Regions from separate parts of the Mus musculus genome. Here region 1 is linked to region 2. The links are chromatin contacts, found by Hi-C or POLR2A ChIA-PET in ENCODE. All regions are on one chromosome and are shown on one strand. The core of a region is the stretch at or near the end of the contact, and the rest is flanking DNA. Distances in the headings are between cores, read along the strand shown.

The links. Hi-C counts contacts between places; a loop is a spot of excess contacts on that map. ChIA-PET counts read pairs that join two places held with the same protein, here RNA polymerase II (POLR2A).
Region 1: a loop to region 2 is called in a map of heart, with 6 times the contacts of the local background. The contact joins the promoter of Rnaseh2c here to the promoter of Ap5b1 in region 2. A Hi-C loop is called at or near these places in 1 of 37 maps with a recorded cell type or tissue (heart). POLR2A ChIA-PET finds 5 or more read pairs at or near these places in 4 of 5 experiments (Patski and embryonic stem cell).

What each region holds. Positions count from the first base shown.
Region 1 is chr19:5,599,736-5,605,375 of GRCm38, forward strand. Rnaseh2c (ribonuclease H2, subunit C) reads left to right here and starts at 2,138. Exons shown (of 4, transcript NM_026616.2): 1 at 2,138-2,345; 2 at 2,458-2,639; 3 at 2,715-2,834; 4 at 3,089-3,224. The coding sequence starts at 2,174. The coding sequence ends at 3,115. It overlaps Kat5 (K(lysine) acetyltransferase 5), which reads right to left. Exons shown (of 14, transcript NM_178637.2): 11 at 5,637-5,640; 12 at 4,095-4,254; 13 at 3,899-3,980; 14 at 3,279-3,817. The coding sequence ends at 3,683.
Region 2 is chr19:5,563,391-5,569,483 of GRCm38, forward strand. It overlaps Ap5b1 (adaptor-related protein complex 5, beta 1 subunit), which reads left to right and starts at 4,634. Exons shown (of 3, transcript NM_001362046.1): 1 at 4,634-4,693; 2 at 5,050-5,217; 3 at 5,314-6,093. The coding sequence starts at 5,068.

The DNA of each region.
Region 1 (5,640 bases), core at 888-3,387, 34 kb after region 2:
GTCAGAGGCCCCCAAGGAAGCTTTGGTACTTTGCAAGCAGCCCCTGGAGGAGAAAGCAAGGAAATGGGAAGTGGGGTCCAATAGAGGAAAAGGAGGGCAGGGCTTAATAACTAGAAAACTGCCCACATGATGGAGCCCTGGAGGATGCAGCAGGGAGATGCCCATGTAGTGGACACCTTGGAGGGCATAGCATGCTCCGGGAGCCAGAGAATGGACACTTTGGTTAGAGCAGGCGAAGGGAAGAAGCAGTTGAAGAGGTGGACTCTTGAGTTTGGAACCAAATATGATGGGTGGCAGCTGGACATGGTGGTACATGTCTTTAATTCTAGCACTTGGGAGGCAGAGGCCAGTGGATTTCCTGAGTTCAAACCCAGCCTGGTCTATAGGGCAAGTTTCAGGACAGCCAGGGCTACACAGAAAAACCCTGGCTCAAAAACAAAAACAACAAAAAACAAAACAAATTTTAAGGTCTGTACATGGTTGGTGGCAGAATTCCGCAGAAAAGATCCATACACATCTTAGCAGAGTCAAATCAGCAGCTTCAGTTAGACCACACGCTTGTCAGAGCAGCTGAGTCCCTTTGATAGTTGAAAGGTACAGCTAAGAGCTATTATTCGGGCTATTGATTAGTGGTTCAGGCTGGGAAAGCCCACTGGAACGTATGAGATGGCTTGACAATGGGTGTAAGGAGGTACAATATGTGCAGTGTGAGCTGGTGGGGCATGTGCAGTGAGCTGGTGGGGCATGTGCAATGAGCTGGTGGGGCATGTGCAGTGTGAGCTGGTGGGACATGTGCAGTGAGCTGGTGGGACATGTGCAGCGTGAGCTGGTGGGGCATGTGCAGTGAGCTGGTGGGGCATATGCAGTGAGCTGGTAGGACATGTGCAGTGTGAGCTGGTAGGACATGTGCAGTGAGCTGGTGGGGCATGTGCAGTGAGCTGGTGGGGCATGTGCAGTGAGCTGGTGGGGCATGTGCAGTGTGAGCTGGTGGGGCATGTGCAGTGTGAGCTGGTGGGAAATACAGCGCAGCTGGAAGGATTACTTGGAGACCAACAGTGAAATATTATTTGCTGGAATCTCCAAGTCTTAAGGCATGGAGACAGGCCAGGGGCAGTGTGTTTCCCTTGAGGTTTGAGCAGCCAGGCCCTGCCCTCAAGACTTCTCTAATCATTATGTCCAGCCCCACTGGAAATTAACCAGGCCCTGCCTTAAGGAAAAAACAAAACAAAACAAAACAAAACAAAACAAAACAAAACAAGCCAGGCATAGTGGCGCAGGCCTTTGATCCCAGCACAGGAGAGGCAGAGGCAGGCGGATTTCTGAGTTCAAGGCCAGCCAGGTCTACAGAGTGAGTTCCAGGACAACCAGGGCTACACAGAGAAACCCTATCTCAAACAAACGAACAAACAAAGAAAAGAAAAAACAAAACAACAAAACCCACCCAAGATGAAGCCACAGATTGCATCAGTCCCTGAGCTGCCCCAACATCAGGTTGCAAAATCCTTCCATTCTCAGAGCACTCTGGATAGTTCTGCCCCATCTCCAAAACCCTCCTGCTCCGTTCTTTGCTGCTTCTGAGCAGAGACAGCCGCCTTCCCTCCTGTCTCTTTTCCAATAACTCTCTTATGTGAGGTTTGTTGTAGGATGTGATTTCGTAGTATTTTTGGCTCCCAACTGCCAGGATACCTTTCTCCTCAGAGCTGTAACATTTACACTGGTTTTAGAGTCAAGTCAGGGGTCGGGTGTTCTTTCTTTGGCCTTTTTTCCCTACAGGATGGTAGTCCTAGAGCACGTGCTTAATATGTCCAAGGCCCTGAGTCCAATCCTCATCACCACCAAAAATAGTTTGTCAGACAACCTATTTAAATAGGACTCTTCTAGGAATCCGTTCAGTTTTTTGTTGTTGTTTGCTTGCTTTCAAACGACAAAAACCATAAAAATATTAGGGCTGGGTGGGCACGGTGGCGCAAGCTAAACCCCAGCACTGGGAAGTGGAGGCACAAGAATGAGATCACACATAAAGACTTGAGCACAGGAAGGCAGGTGCTTACAGAGAACAGCCAGAGAAAAGACTACGTTTCCCATAAGGCTCTGCATCTAGTGTGCTCGGTCTCCCGACAGGCCCTGCGTTCCTCACCCGCCAGCTTTTGCCTGAACCTTACAAGCTTCTGAGATGAAGAACCCGGAGGAAGCGGCAGACGGGAAACAGCGTATTCACCTGCGCCCTGGCTCGCTGCGTGGTGCCGCACCGGCTAAGCTGCACCTCCTGCCCTGCGACGTTCTAGTCAGCCGGCCGGCCCCGGTAGATCGCTTCTTCACGCCCGCCGTCCGCCACGATGCAGACGGTGAGTCCGAGCAGGCCCCGCGGCTCTCGGGCTTCGTGGCCCGCGGCAGACGCCACCCGTACATCCTCCCGTGGCCAGGCTGGCCTGATGGCTTTGCATGTCCCTCCTGCAGGGCTACAGGCGTCGTTTCGCGGTCGCGGCCTGCGGGGCGAGGAGGTAGCTGTGCCGCCAGGGTTTGCGGGATTCGTGATGGTGACGGAGGAGAAGGGAGAGGGGTTGATAGGGAAACTGAACTTCTCCGGGGACGCGGAGGACAAAGCGGACGAGGCGCAGGAGCCGCTGGAGCGGGACTTCGTGAGCAAAGGGAGATGGTAGGTTTGGGGTGAGGGCAGTAGCTGCTGTCCCGAGTCTCAACCCGGCCTTTTCCAGGACCGCCTTATCGGGGCCACCGGCAGCTTCAGCCATTTCACCTTGTGGGGTCTGGAAACGGTCCCGGGTCCAGATGCCAAAGTGCATAGGGCCCTAGGTTGGCCCAGCCTCGCAGCAGCGGTACGTATACTCAGGAGCCCTTTTCCTCCTCAGACTTGGTCAGTCCTTCTATCCGATTTGAATAGTGTCTCTAGTGATTTGGGGGCTTTAGGGCAATAAACACCACGGGGATCATGGCTCCGGAGGCCCAAACTCCCAGTGGTGGGGGGCATTCCCCACTTTTCTCTTAGACGAGGCTATCACCCTGAGCAGCTGGGTCCCCACCCAACTGCTGTGTATTATAAGTCACAAAGTAGAAGTGACTCCTGTTGCAGATTCACGCCCAGGTCCCTGAGGACTGAGAACCAGATCATGAGAATGACAGTCACAGATCCCTTCTCACCACTTGGAGCGACTGTTTCTATCCCAATAAATGAGATCTTCACAATGCCTGAGTCTGTGGGCACCTTAGCACCCTGAAGCTGCCATTACATGGCACCCAGTTTGGTAAGAACTCCTGATAGCTCTGCCTATATAAACAATTTATTTCTGGGGGCAAGAGGGGCCAGAACTTTGCAACCAGCGCCCACCCCACCCTCCAGCTCCTCCTTTATAAAAGAAATTTTTACAATCACCGGTCCTGTACAGAATGCTCCCCACCCATCTTAATGTACACAGCTGCCTGGATCCCTTTGGTCCACGTGTTCAGAGCGGACCTGGGCCAGTAAGCCAGTTATCCTCGGAGTTGGCCTAGACCTGAGCTTGCCTTGGCACTGGCCACTAGTGGGCCCCTCCTAGGCCTCTTCTCCTCTTGGGTCTGTTCTTCGGCCTGTCTCACTTTGCGTGCCTCTTCGAAGCTCAAATGGGACAAGACAGGGTGCTAGCCATGGTTCGGCCAGCTCTCGTGGTATGGCAATGGGTAGTGTGTGTCACCACTTTCCTCTCTTGCTCCAGTCTTTGGGAGTGAAGTGCAGACACTTGGAGTCAATCCGAAGGAGCCGCTTGAGCATAGCCCGCTCATGCCCATCCACGATGTCTTCTGACAGAGTTAGGATATACTGGCCCTGAGCAAGAGATAGAGCCAGCTCATGTCAGCTCAGAGCCTGCATCCATATCTCATCTATCCCCTGAGCATGCCTCCTAACCTTGTAGTAATTGATGAGGTTGAGATACTGCAGTGTGGAGATGACATCTTCTTTCTTGATACTAGTGATTTCACTGATCTCACTGTGGGGGTGGAAGTGGGGGAAAGTTCAGTCCCCTGAAGATATTCATCTGTCCCCAGAAACCCCAGGAACAGACAGACCAAACCACAACCCCCAGGTGGGCATTTGGGCTCACTTGATGGTGATCTGTGGCCTCTCCCCGCTCTCCGACTTCAGCCCCATCAGGATCTCCAAGATGGTTTGGGACCAGTAACTTCGGTAGGATAGGAGGCCAAGATCTGACAGGGGTTTCTCAGGAGTTCCGGTCTTCCCTTCTACTTTCGAGAGTTCATAGCCTAAAGCAATAGAGCACAGGAGGCGGAGTAAGCGTCACATGTACACAGCAGCTTATGAGGAAGAAGGGCTGTGGAGCTGGGCTGCCTGCCTGCCTCTCACTTACTCTTGGTGTGGACCAGCAGCTTCCCTGTCTGCAGTGTTGGGGGCCAAAGGCTAGAAGAGCAGCTCTGGTTGGGTACTTGTCAGCCAGTGAAGGCTGCCAGGATGGGTCGCTGCCCTGCCAGCCTGTGTCTGGGTGTATGGCAGTAATGAGGGAGCCCTTTGTGGTCTGAGGACATGGGAACCTTTTCAGTGTCATCAGTTTAGCTGCGATCCTGGGAACGCCAGCTGCTCTCAGCAGAATGGGCTGGGTGGTTAAGGACATAATAGGAAAGGACAGGGGGCTCCTCAGAGCCAGGTACCTGACCCTTGGTGGCCCTTTCCCTTACCTGTGTTGACCACAAGGCGCTGCCAGACAGTCTCTGAGACCGTTAGGCCCCAGTGAGCCGACAGCTCTTTATGTCCCCATTAGTTTGGAGACCCTTCCTTCCCCTCAGCTCTACTGGCCTCGTGATGATCCAAGCACTCTCGGCTCCTGGCTGAATCTCTATTTGTAGTCTCACCCTCTTTGCTCAAGCACCCTTGGACAAGAAGGGCGGGAGAGGCTGGTGTCAGGGTCCACACAGTTAATAGCCCCACAAGTCTACTGGCAGCCATATTTGCCTCTAGTTAGGAACTGTGTACAAGGATTGCCTCCCTTCCTTTTATCAGTCTGTTGGCATTTGTGTGTCCTACTGGGCAAAGCAGGCACATCCTCACGGTTTGCCCTGAGTTTCCTTTCTCCTGCTCTAATCGGGAAGATACTCCAAACAGATCATGACTTCGAGCAGTCAGACATCCATGTTCTCACCAGCAAAAAAGCTAAAGCGTCTCCCTGGTCCTGGGCTAAGTGAATGGGCTGGGCTGGGTGTCAGAGCTAAGAGTCCGTGGCCTCAAAAGAGGCCAAAGCCTGCGTCGGTTCTCAGAGACTAGCCTTACAAAGAACCAGGATACAATTCTGTCTTGTAGTGCTCGTGTGCCTTTTTGAATGCCTACTGCCCGCACAGCTCAGGCACAGCCAGTGGTTCAGAGTGCACATCAAAGGTGAGCATGGGGGCTACCCACGCTGCTCAGCGCCAGATGGGAAAAGCGGGGTGGCTCACAGGCCTTTAGCCAAAGGCAAAGTAGATGCTGGAACCTACTCCAGGAAACAGGGCAGTCAACTGAGGAAAGGACCTTGGTAGAGTCTCCTTTATTTCTGGCGGCTCTCCTGGTGACTGGGTTGTCTGCATGTGAAGCACAGATGAGGGTACACCCACACAGGCTTGGCCTGCCAGCTCCTGGTCAGGCAGCACATACTCACTGAA
Region 2 (6,093 bases), core at 3,384-5,883:
GAGGCAGGTGTAGCTCTGTGAGTTCAAGGCCAGCCTGGTCTATATATAGTGAGACCCTGTCTCAAAAAAGAAAAGAAAGGAAAAAAAAAGCAAGAAAAGAAAAAGATAGGGTCTCACTAGGCCTAGAACTCACAGTTTTAGCTACACTGGCTGAGCAATGATCGCCAGAGATAGAGCTCTCCCTGTCTCCATCCTGTGGCACAGGGTTATGGGTGCACATGGGTGCCAGGATCTGAACTCAGGTCCCCATGCTTGCTCAGCAAACAATTTCCCATTGAGCCGTATGCTAGCAACACACTCCTACGTGTGTGCGTGTGCACATTTGTGTATATGTGTGTGTGTGTGTGTGTGTGAGAGAGAGAGAGAGAGAGAGAGAGAGAGAGAGAGAGAGACATCGCGCTCTAGATCATTGGCACCCTGGAGATAGACAAGGTGTGAGCATTGAGACACTCCTGCTGTGTCTCCATTTGCTAAACACCACTCACTCCTCTCTTAGCTCATCTCCCAGGTATTTCTTGAGTGTCTACTACGCTCTAGTTCTGGGGATTTTACTGCTCTAAAGATGGATTAACTAGGGTGACGGATGGCAGGTGGGCTTGCTGAAGTCTGGATGGGAGGTGGAGGCAGCTGGACAAAGAGCATAAGTGGAAGGAAAAGCTGGGGCCAAGGCTCATGATAGAGAACCAATCTAGAGTGCGCCCAAAGCTCCCAGCAGCCATGGTGGCTGGATGCTGAGAGGGAGGGAAGCTGAAGGCTGGGGGCCATGTTGTGACCTGTGATGTGCAGACTGGAGCAGGGGCAGGGAAGTGGCCGTAAAGAGACCAAGGTTGTGTTGGAGCTACTTTGATGGTCCATGTAAGAGATGGCGGGTTGAGTCACAGAGAAAACCAAGCTATGAGTCTTGTGTCTCGATTGACATCACCTGCTGGTGTGGAAGACAGGAGGCTGAAGGGAAGAGGAGCCACAGCAGGCAAGGACCAGTGTGCCCCCTGCATGCTTTCCAAACTGGTGCTCAGTTCTCATCCCAAGGAGCCCGGGGAGTTAGGACAGGCACTGGAAAGTGTTTAGAGTTAGACTTCCTGTTCTCACGGAAGTCCTTAGGAGAAGCCAGGATAGGATGGCAACAGGGAAGGGGTTGTGAACCTGGAGTTTTAAAGCACAAGGGATCATGGGAGGAACATGCTAAGAAGACACAGAAAAGAGTTTGTGCCTGTGGATCTTGGCCAAGTCACCTACCCTCTTGGGGCCTCAGTTTCCCCAGTGGTAACACTGGGTTCCTAGCTCTAGCTCTGCCTTTGAGAGTCAGGAGATTCTGACTTTTGCCTGGAGCACAGCAGCCCTACAGTAGAAGCTGCCCCTCAGAACAGGCTGATGGGCTCCTTTGCCAGCCACTTGAGCAATCCCCCTGCACTCCCTCAGTTGAGACAGGCATCATATAGTCCAGGTTAGCCTCTTAACTCCTTATGTGGCTGAAGATGTTGGACTTTGGTTTCAGTAATGTATAGCTAAGCTGATCAAGTTGACCTTGGTCTCTGTAGACAGATCATGAAGTTTCTGCCCCAGTTTCTTGAGTACCTGGGATAACAGGCTAAAAATAACACCTTTTTGTTTCTTTTGTTGTTTTGCTGCCCCACTATGTAGTTCTGGCCTGCCCAGAACTCATTATACAGACCAGGCTAGCCCAAAACTCAGTGATCCACCTCAGCATCCTGAGTGCTGCAATTAAAGGTGTGTGCCACCATGGCTGGCCCAACCAATACCATTTTTTTTCTTTGAGACAGGGTTTCTCTGTGTAGCCCTGGCTGTCCTGGTACTCACTTTGTAGACCAGGCTGGCCTTGAACTCAGAAATCCGCCTGCCTCTGCCTCCCAAGTGCTGGGATTAAAGGCATGTACCTCCACTGGCCCGCAATACCATTTTTAATAGTACTGCAACATACATCCTCACAAAATGTATAGTTCAGGGGGTTTTAGTCTTCAGGGTATTATACAACCATCACCCCTAAGTCCAGAATATTTTTGTCTTACTATTGCTAGGGTGGAACACCACGACGGAAAATGAAGTTGAGGATTTATTTGGTCTACACTTCCACATCACTGAAAGAAGTCAGAGCAGGAACCTGGAGGCAGGAGCTGATGCAGAGGTGATGGAGTGGTGCTGCTTACTGGCTTGCTCCTAATGGCTTGCTCTGCCTGCTTTCTTCTAGAGCCCAGGAGTGGTACCACCCACAGTGGGCTCGCCCCTCCACCATCAGCTATTAATTAAGAAAATGACTTATAGCCAGACCTTATGGGGGCATTTTCTCACCTGAGGCTCCTAACTCAAGCTCATGTCAAGTTGACATAAAACTAGCCAGCACAGTTTTCATCACTGCAAAGGAAAACTGTACACGGGCAGCAGCCTTCCACTCCCCAACCTTTGCCCTGGTACCGTGGACTCCATTTACGAAGCATCCCTGTATCCATAGGATCCAGTGCCATGGGGTTGGATGGGGTTGTTGTGGCCCCATTTCACAGATAAGAAAGTCAAGGCCTGGGGATTAACTTTTCCTCTTTTCAGCCTAATGTCTAGGGTTTCCCAAGAATTGAGCTGCATGGAGAGGAGTGGAAATGCAGAAGAGGAGGAACTAGGTGAGGGCAAACAGGTCACTCTCTCAAGAGGGCCTCATGAGGAGCTGAAGGCACCTCTTGTCTGCCCCGTCTGTTGCCAGGACAAAGCAAACATTGCCTCTCCTAAGAGGATACTTGGGCAGGCAGATGAGAACAGGGCCCATTCATGAACTTGGACATCAGGAGCGCGAGGGCAGCAGACGGAGCATGTAGCAGAAGCCCAGTCCTCCTTACAGAGGCCCTGGAGTTTTGTACAAGTGACTCTACCTTCTCTGGGCTCCTGAAAGCCCATGGGAGACAGATACCCACCCTTAGCACCCAGGGTTGGCTACGAGCCCTAGTGAGTTCAGGAAGACACATCCATCTATCACACACAGTTCTGGAAACCACACATGCCACCTCAAAGAACCAAAGCCCAGGGAGGCTGGAGGCTGGCAGAGGCTACAGCATCAGAAGCTTGGGACACAGCCAGAGTTGGACTCCCTGACCCCTGGAAGCCCCTCCCCTCAACTGTAACAGGGTTTAATAATCCTTTCTGGCTACCGAGAGCTGGGACACCAGACCTGCAGTTATCAGCGCCCTCTGGGCCTCAGACAGGGCAACCAGACAGGCTCCTACTCCAACCTGCCTTCCCAGCCCAGGGCTGCTCTCACCCTGGCCTCTTTCATCTTGGGCCTAATTAGCCGGGCGCCCCACCCCAAAGCTTCTTAAACAGGAGTCATCACTCCCAATTTATAGATGGGGAAACTGAGGCACCTAGAGGGAAGTGGTTTAGAGCTGTCGCCTGTGAGTCAGCTGTGGAGCCAGAGCCCAGAAGAGCAGAGACCAGGTCTTCTAGCTCCCCGTGCCTCCCCCAACGCCCCCATGTCTCCATTCTCTCTTCTTCTACCCTTGTTCTGGGGGCCCAGGCAGTCTTCTTTTTAGGACCCTACCTCACCACTCTCATCTGCAGCCAGGTCAGGATAAGGGGCTAGGAAGGAACTTGGGCCACCCAAAGGGACAAAGACAAAGAAATAGCCAGAGGCTAGCAATGGGGGCTCAGGTGTTTCATCTTCAAAGTGGCTAGCAGGAGGCTTTATAGGACGGTGAGTATGAGATTTGGACGACAGAAGGTCTGAGCCCCTGAAACTAGCGGGCCAGTGAGCACCCACAGCCTGGGACTCGCCAACAAGCCCAGATACAGTCCTCTGGACTCTAGTAGGTAGCGTGTGTACTACTTGGCCAGAAGTCTGGCAGCCCGGCCGTTGTCTTCTCAAGCCTTGGTTTCTCGGTTCATATTAGGTGTGTTACGAGCTGAGTGACCCTCCAGGCCCCGCCAACACGCACACCTAGAGTCAGGATCCCGTTGTGTTTCGGCTTCGCTGCGTCTTAAGGTCCCGCCCTGCTCGCTCTACTCTAGCGCGCCCGACCCCTGTAGGCAATCCGTGCGACTTCGGGCAAAGGTCAGCAGCTACCATCCGGCTGCGACCCTGGCCCCGGGTCCTCGCCTCCAAGCAGAGCGAGGTGGTCCCCCCCAGCACCCCCGACGCCAGGTCAGCGTTGAGGACGCCAAGCCAAGCCCTGCGGCGCCGGTTCGACCGGTCCCGCAGTGACCCACGCCTTGCTCTTCCTGCTCTGCCCTGGGACTGCGCCTCGCGCGCCACCCAGCGGCCGCCCGAAGACCCGCATTCAAGCAGCCGGGCCAAGCGCGCAGTCACCGGGCCCGGGCGGGAGGACTGGGGGACGCGCTGGCCGCCTTCCCGATCTGCCCAAGCCGCTGTTCTGCTCCAGGGCCTGGGAACGCAGTTCCATCGGGGAGCGGACCGGGAGCCCGGCCCACCAAACCCCGCCCCTGCCCGTGCCTGCGGCAGTTTCGGGGCAGGGGGCCTGCACGGCGAGACAGTTACTCAGACCTGGCGAAACCGGCGAGTCGGCACCTGCCGGCCTGGCGGGCGTGGCAGGCGGAGGCTCCGTTACGCCCCGCCCCCGGGCTCGCCCCGTCCCGGCCGCCCACGCGCCGAGCGCCGCGCCCCGCCCCGGCCCGCGCCGCCAGCCTGCCAGCCCGGAAGGAGCCGACCGAGCGCCCGCGGCAGCTGACTCAAGCGGTGAGAGAGGCCGACCCGTTACCACGGGCGCCAGGGGCGCGAGCGACGCTGTGGTTTCGATGCCCTTCGTAGGCGGGAGGCTTAATGAGCTCTCCGCACGCACCTTCTGGGCACCCCCACCCCGATCCTGCGGGTCCTATCCTGCAGGGGCCCGGGCTGTTGCTTCCGGCATTATCTCCGAAGCCTCCAGAGTTCATCTCGGGACCTAGGCATTGGGGGGCGGGGAGGGGTCTGCAAGACGGCCCTAGGGTAACAGCAGCCCCTCGGGAAGGTGGAGGACCTGGGCGCCCTCTAGTGGCCGTAAAGGCCTGCGCGTCGTCCTCGCCTCGGTGTCTGATGCTCTCTTCCCTTTACAGAGAAGTGGATGACTGACCATGGGGCCCCTAGGTCGAGAAGCCTGGGCCCAGCGCCTGGGGGCCTTCCGAGCCAGCCCATCCGCCTTTCTGGCAGGTGCCGAAGGTGAGGATTTGGGTCGCGACCTGTTGAGTGACCTAAGGAGTGAAAAGCTAAGCGAGCAGACCAAGGTAGGTCCTGCCCGTGTGCCCTGCCGTGGTCCATATGGTTGCTTCATACTACCGCATGCTGAACTCAACGAGTTCCTCTTAAATCCCCCATCTCAGGTTTCCTTACTGACACTGAGCTTGGAGTACTCTGATAAACTTTGGCCTGATGCACCTGCCGCGGAGGCTGCTGCCACTTCCCTGTTGGACACGCTTGTCCTCCTGCCCACAAGACCTTCAGCTCTCCGGAGGCTCCTGTTGTTGGCAGCCACTACAGCCCTGGTGTCAGGAGATGCTCTCGGACCCACTTCGGGAGCTTCCTGCCGGCTTCTGCCCTTACTTCTTGGCTTAGCTTCAGGCCGAGACTTGGGACGAAGCTTTGGAACCCCTTCAGAACAGCGCCATCTACAGGCCACAGCCTGTGAATGCCTTGGAGAACTTGAGCGCTGTAAGCCTGGGCTGCTGGCCGGCGCCCTGGGGATGCTGCGGAGCCTCCCAGGGCAAACAGGTCCCATCCAGCCTGTCAGCCTGCTTCTGGCCCTTGTTCTACACGACACCTTGGTGGTACAGTCCAGGTCTGGGGCTGGCCTGCAAGGCCTGCTGGTGGCTGAGGACTTCTCCACTGGGAGTTGTCCCTGGGACTGGACCCTGGCTGAGGAATGGGATGCCCATCTTAAGCCCCAGGGGCCCAGCTGGCCCACAGCTGGGGAGGAGGAGCGTGGCTTTCCGGTTCTAGAGCCCAGCCCCGAGGACGCCCGAGAGCTGAAGGCTGCCGTGGCCCAGCTTCTGGACACTTCCTATCTGCTCACTCCTGTGGCTCAGGCTCAACTTCTGTGGCTGTTGGGCTGGGCCCTCCGGGGTCTTCGGGGACAGCCACCAGTGCTTTTCAAGCCACAGCTG